Regions from separate parts of the Homo sapiens genome. Here region 2 is linked to region 1. A link is an interaction called in ENCODE POLR2A ChIA-PET data of the cell type or tissue named here. Cell type or tissue: GM12878. All regions are shown on one strand. Each heading gives the region's core, and the rest is flanking DNA. Links, peaks and the distances in the headings are about the cores only.

Evidence for each region. ChIA-PET counts read pairs that join two places held together with the same protein. Peaks named below come from ENCODE experiments on the same cell type or tissue, not always from the same donor. Only the 100,000 strongest peaks of a DNase experiment are listed, where the experiment ranks them.
Region 2: POLR2A ChIA-PET joins it to region 1 with 6 read pairs; 1 of 35 experiments calls an interaction of 5 or more read pairs at or near these places.

The regions. Positions count from the first base shown.
Region 1 is chr12:94,243,437-94,246,362 of GRCh38, reverse strand. It overlaps PLXNC1 (plexin C1), which reads right to left. Exons shown (of 31, transcript NM_005761.3): 12 at 2,338-2,425. Among named protein-coding and RNA genes, the nearest start is that of PLXNC1-AS1, 68 kb to the right of the region's middle. In GM12878, for the core only: no CTCF peak of the experiment used is centred there; a DNase peak (open chromatin) is centred at 1,340; H3K27ac peaks cover 1,239 bases.
Region 2 is chr12:94,461,761-94,464,686 of GRCh38, reverse strand. It overlaps CEP83-DT (CEP83 divergent transcript), which reads right to left. Exons shown (of 1, transcript NR_027035.1): 1 at 2,117-2,926. Among named protein-coding and RNA genes, the nearest start is that of CEP83-DT, 3.2 kb to the right of the region's middle. In GM12878, for the core only: no CTCF peak of the experiment used is centred there; no DNase peak of the experiment used is centred there.

The DNA.
Region 1 (2,926 bases), core at 163-2,662:
AGCACTTGAGACCTGCTCTGCTAACCACAGCCCAAAGGGAGCTACTGTCAGCCCAGAGAGACTGTGGACGTCTCAGACACACCTGCACTGGCATGAGCATCCTCACTGGGCTCCCAGCCTTTCTTCAGTTCCTGCCTCTCCAAACTCAGCTGTGCACCATTGCCAAAATAATAACCGCCCTGCAGGAGGTTCCCCAACAAAGAGTGATTCAGCGGCAACAAGCACTTCAGGAGCTGGCCCCTGCTGGGGGTTGGACACTCTCTTCTTTTCTCGTGGTTTCCCAGGACTCAAGACAGGACACCGAAGCCTTTTGGGTCAGAATCCTCCCCTTTCCCTAGTCTACTGCTTTCTGCATAGTCTCTTTTCCCATTGGTAACCTTCTGACTGCTTTCATTGTCACTAATTGTCTCGGTCCAGTGTGAGTCCAGTGTACCTAGACCTATGTCACTTCCTGCTCAGAGATCTTCAGTGGCTCCCTGCTGCCTACAGAATTAAGGGCAAAGTTTTCAGTCTGACGCTGCTTTTTGTGGCCCCAGCTCAGTTTTACAGCTATCGCTCTTGGTCATTCCAGACCCACCCTCTAGGTTCCCACTAAGCAGGATTGAGTGATGTTCCCAGCACGGGCCTGCGAGGACTCTGTCCTCTGTACCTGAACTCACCTCCCTGCTTCCACCCACCCCACTCCATACTGCAGGCGTACTTAATCCCATGCATGTTTAATTTCTCTTTAATGTGAAAAGAAATGGTGTCTTCTTGGACTCACAGGGTTTCTGAACAGTTAGGGAACCAGAGGACCTAGAACCTGATGATACTCTGTGCTGTCAACTTTTTTAATTTTTATTTTATAGAGATGGGGGTCTCACTATGTTGCCTAGGCTGGTCTCGAACTCCTGGCCTCAAGCAGTCTTCCCGCCTTGGCCTCCCAAAGTGCTGGGATTATAATCGTGAGCCACCACACCCAGCCTCAACTTTCAATCCCAATGTAGATTTGCTGCCTGCCTCCATGAAGGCAATATGACTATCTCACTTATCTTTTGTCCCTGCACCCAGCAAAATGTTTTGCCTGCAGTAGGTGCTCAAAAAATTCAACTTGATTTGGGAACAGCAAGTAGGAGGGAGAGCAAGTCCGTGACAAACTCAGGTAATGCCTCTGCTCAGAGGGTCAAACTATACGAGCCATTCAACTGGAGGTGTTCACACCATGGAGATGAGGCCTGGAGTCAGATACAGTGTGAGGCTTGGAAGTGGCTCTGAACTGTGTCAGCAGGTGAATGTGTGCACCACAAGGCTGTAAGGACGGCCTATCAGGCGGCCCCCGGAATTTGGGTCTGAACCCACACTGCTCCTGAGGAGGGAGTGTGTCAGCCTTGGCAGGAAGTGGTCAGGCAGGGCCCCAGAGAGGCAGCCACCTCACATATCTCATCAAGGAGAGGGAAAAAGGGGAAGAAAGAATGGGGAAGGATATTTAGAAGTGTGTGCAAGTACACTTGGAGGCCTGACTTGTATGTGAAATCCCTCATCTCCCCTCTTGGCATCAGAAGCTTCCATCTAGAGCAGCCGTGTCCAGCCTTTTGAATGTGAGGACTTTTTTGCTTATCTGTGGTGGTGGATATCACGGAAATTATGCACAAACCATTTTTTAGCTCATTAGCTATCGTTAGTGTTGGTGTATCTTATGTGTGGCCCAAGACAATTCTTCTTCCAATGTGGCCACAGGAAGCCAAAAGGTTGACACCCCTGCTCTAGAGGATCCCCATCTGGAGGCACCAGTGGGAGAATCGGGCAAAGGTGGAAACCAGACCCCTCCTACCATTTCTCCTGTGGGGAGACGAAAGGTAAGAGAAGGTGACATCAGATGGTAGGGAACAAATTGGGTCGAAGAGAAGGAGAAGCACATGACAAGATTTCTGGGACCTTGGCAAGTCATCTAACCTCTGTGAACCCAACTCTCTCTGTGCAATGGGAACAATACCACCTACTCTTCACAGAAATGCAATTCTTTATATCACACCTTAACCATTCACGGAGCATTTTCACACATATTCATAAGCATTGCCTCATTAGGGTGACTTGCCACAAATCACATAAAAAGAAAATGTCAGGTCTTATCGTACCAAGTTCATTTCTCTTTCCTCATTGCTGCAACTAGAAATACTCAGCTACAAGGATAAGGTCTTATTATTTCCATTCTAGCATGGATAGAATATATGATAGCATAGGTAAAAGTTTATAACACCAAAGTCACAGAAACAAAAAATACCCCCAACATAGCATAGTGTGATGAAAATAGAACCATCCTTGAAAACAACTATTATTACAAAGCAGCTGGAGACTTACATTTATGTTTCCTTTTAATTCATGTGAAATGATTAAGTTGTCAATTACATCAAAATTTCTGCCCATCATGGTTATATTTTGACCACCACTGCAAGGAATAAAAGCAACAATAAGGGTTTCATAGCTAACACACAGGCATTTTGCATTTATGAACAAAGCTATCAATTTATTCATGTTTAATATTAAACCCAATTATGTTTGAGAGCAAATTAATGAATTTTAATTTCAAATACAGGACAATTTTGGGAATCTTTTCAGGATACCAGCCACAAATTCATGGGTTTCAAGATGCATAAATATAAAAATTCAGGTCAGATCCTATTTTAATTCTAGGAAAATGCCCAGATTCTTTGATGGAATTTGAATTTTGTTTGTGTCATATCGCCACATATAATCAGATCAGGAGCTGTACCTTGAAAAGGTTTCACTAAACAGAATTTTGTTTGATTACTGTTTAATCTATATAAAGAGACTTCAATCTAAGAATTTTCAAAATCAAACTCCTAACCTACCAATGGTATGTTATTTAGAGAGACAGGAAACACTTTGGGCAAGGTAGAATTACAGATGACATGCAAAGTGTAAATTC
Region 2 (2,926 bases), core at 228-2,727, 220 kb before region 1:
TGTGTTTAAGGTTCATCAATTTGTAGCATGAATCAGTAGTTCATTCCTTTTAATGGCTGAATAGTATTCCATTGTATGGATACACCATAGTCTGTTCATTCATTCACCAGTTGATGGGCATTTGTGTTGTTTCTACTTTTGGTCATTATGAATAATGTTGCTATGAACGTTTGTGCACAAGTTTTTGAGTGAATGTATTTTCCAATTTACATAGGTATATATCTAAGAGTGAAATTGCTGGGTCATATGGTAAACTTATGTTTAACCTCTTGAGGAACTGCCAAACTATTCCCAAAGTAGTGGCAACATTTTTAATTCCCATCACCAGAGTATGAGGGTTCCAATTTCTCCATGTCCTAACACTTGTTCTTGTCCATTCGTTAAAAAAATTACAGCCATCCTAGTGAAGTGGTATCACCTGGTTTTGATGTGTATTTCCCTAATGACTAATTACATTGAGCATCTTTTCATGTGCTTATGGCCATTTGTATATCTTCTTTGATGTTTATTGAAATCCTTTGTCCATTTTTAAATTGGATTTTTATTGTTGAATTATGAGTTCTTTATATTCTGAACAGTGCACCCTTACCAGATATATGATTTTCAGAATATTTTCTCCCATTCTGTGGGTTGTCTGTTCACTTTCTTGATACTGTTCTTTGAAGCATTTTTTTTTTTTTTTGAGATGGAGTCTTGCTCTGTCACCCAGGCTGGAGGACAGTGGCACAATCTTGGCTCACTGCAACTTCTGCCTCCTGGGTTCAAGCAATTCTCCTGCCTCAGCCTCCCGAGTAGCTGGGATCACAGGTGCACGCCATTATACCTGGCTAATTTTTGTATTTTTAGTAGAGACGGGGTTTCGCCATGTTGACCAGGCTGGTCTTGAACTCCTGACTTCAGGTGATCCACCTGCCTTGACCTCCCAAAGTGCTGGGATTACAGGCATGAGCCATGGCGCCCAGCCTGAAGCATAAAGGTTTTGATTTTGATGTTTTAATTTTAATGCATTCATTTTTCCCTTGGTTGTGCTTTTTGTCACATCAAAGAAGCCACTGCCTAATTCAAGGTGATAAGGATTTAGTTATATTTTTTTCTAAGAGTTTTATAATTTTAGCTCTTGTGTTCGGATCTTTGGTTCATCTTAATAGTCATAAATGGTGTGAGGTAGAGTTCCAATTTAATTTTTTTCCTCATGTGGCTATCCAGTTTTACCAGTTCCATTTGTTGAAAAGACTACTCTTTCTCCAATTGAGTTGTATTGGTGTTTTGCTGAAAGTCATCTGACCATAAATATAAGGCTTTATTTCTGGACTCAATTATATTCCATTGATCTGTACTCCTATCTTTATAAGAGTATAGTACTATCTTGATTACTGTAGCTTCATAGCAAGTTCTGAAATCAGGATATCTGAGTCTTCCCAGTCTTTACGCTTTTTCTTATTGCTTTTTTGCATTGATTAGGGCCTCCAATTTCCTAAATAGAAGCGGTGAGAGCAGAAAATTCTTGTCTTACATTTGTTATTCCTGATCTTAGGAGAAAATGATTTAATATTTCACCATTAACTTTTTCAAATCATTGAGGAAATTCCCTTCTATTCCTAGGCTGCTTAGAGTTGGTTTTTTTTTTTTTTTCTAAAACATTAATGGGCTTTGAATTTTGTCAAATCCTTTTTCTGCATTTATTGAAACAATTTTTTTTCTCTTTTGTTCTGTTAATGTGATGAATTACACTGATTTTTCAATGTTAAGTTCACTCTCCTTGGTCATGGTATGTAATCCTCTATATTGCAAGTTCAATCTGCTAATACTTAAGAATTTATATATATATATATATTCATGAGGACTATCAGTCTATAATTTTCTTGCAAAATGTCAAATTTTGGTATCAGGAAAAATAATTTGGCATGATTATGCTTGCCTCATAAAATGAGTATAGAAGTATTTCTCCCTGCTCTGTTTCCTGAAATGGTGTAGGATTGGTACTTTGTCCCCCTTAAATGTCTGATAAAATTCACTGGTGCAGTCATCTGCCCGGAGTTTTCTTTGTGGCAAGTGTTTTGCTTATAAATTCAATTTTTTTAACAGACACTGAAACATTTAGATTTTCTTTTCCTTCTTTTGTGTCATTTTTGGTAATTTATTTATTTATTTTTTTAGGAATTTGTCCATTTTGCTTAAGTTACTGAATTTATTGGCATAAAGTTGTTCCAAGTATCCCTTTAATATCTATGTGATTTCATTAGCATTTTGGCTAATGAAAATTAAAACTTCTGTATACAAATGTAGATGACAAATAATAAATCAAAAGAAATGTGTAACATATAGCAGAAAAAGTATGTATGTGCATGTGTATATGTATGGCAGGAGCAAACAATCTACTGGCACAGAGGGAATTACAGTACAGTGTGACAAATACCATGACAGGCACACAGAGAACACATAGAATGGATACCCAGTCCAATTTGGGGAGTCAAAACTATGATGTCCAGGTGGTAGGTTAGCTTGTCCAACTATAGGTAAATGAATATAATCAAATTTATAGACACAAAAAAGCTGAGACTCAGATCCCCAGACATAGTTACTTCATCATGGTTACCTACTTGTGAAGGTCAAGAGTCAACTGGCTCCCTTTTCACTGGCACAGCTTTAATTAAAACATAAAACACAACTTTGTTTTTGTAAAATAATAAATTACAAAAAACACCAACCAGATAAAAAGTCCAAAAGACAAAATGTAAAACACTTGTATTTTGACTGACCTTCTTCCAGATATTTTTGTACACTTATATTAACATATGTACACACATATATTCACATTAGGACAGCACTGTACTTGCTAAACTACATTCTGCTTTTTTTTTCCTGAGGGGAAACTATATTTTTTGGACATACTTTAATGCAAATAAAGAACTTTCCATCAGTTTTT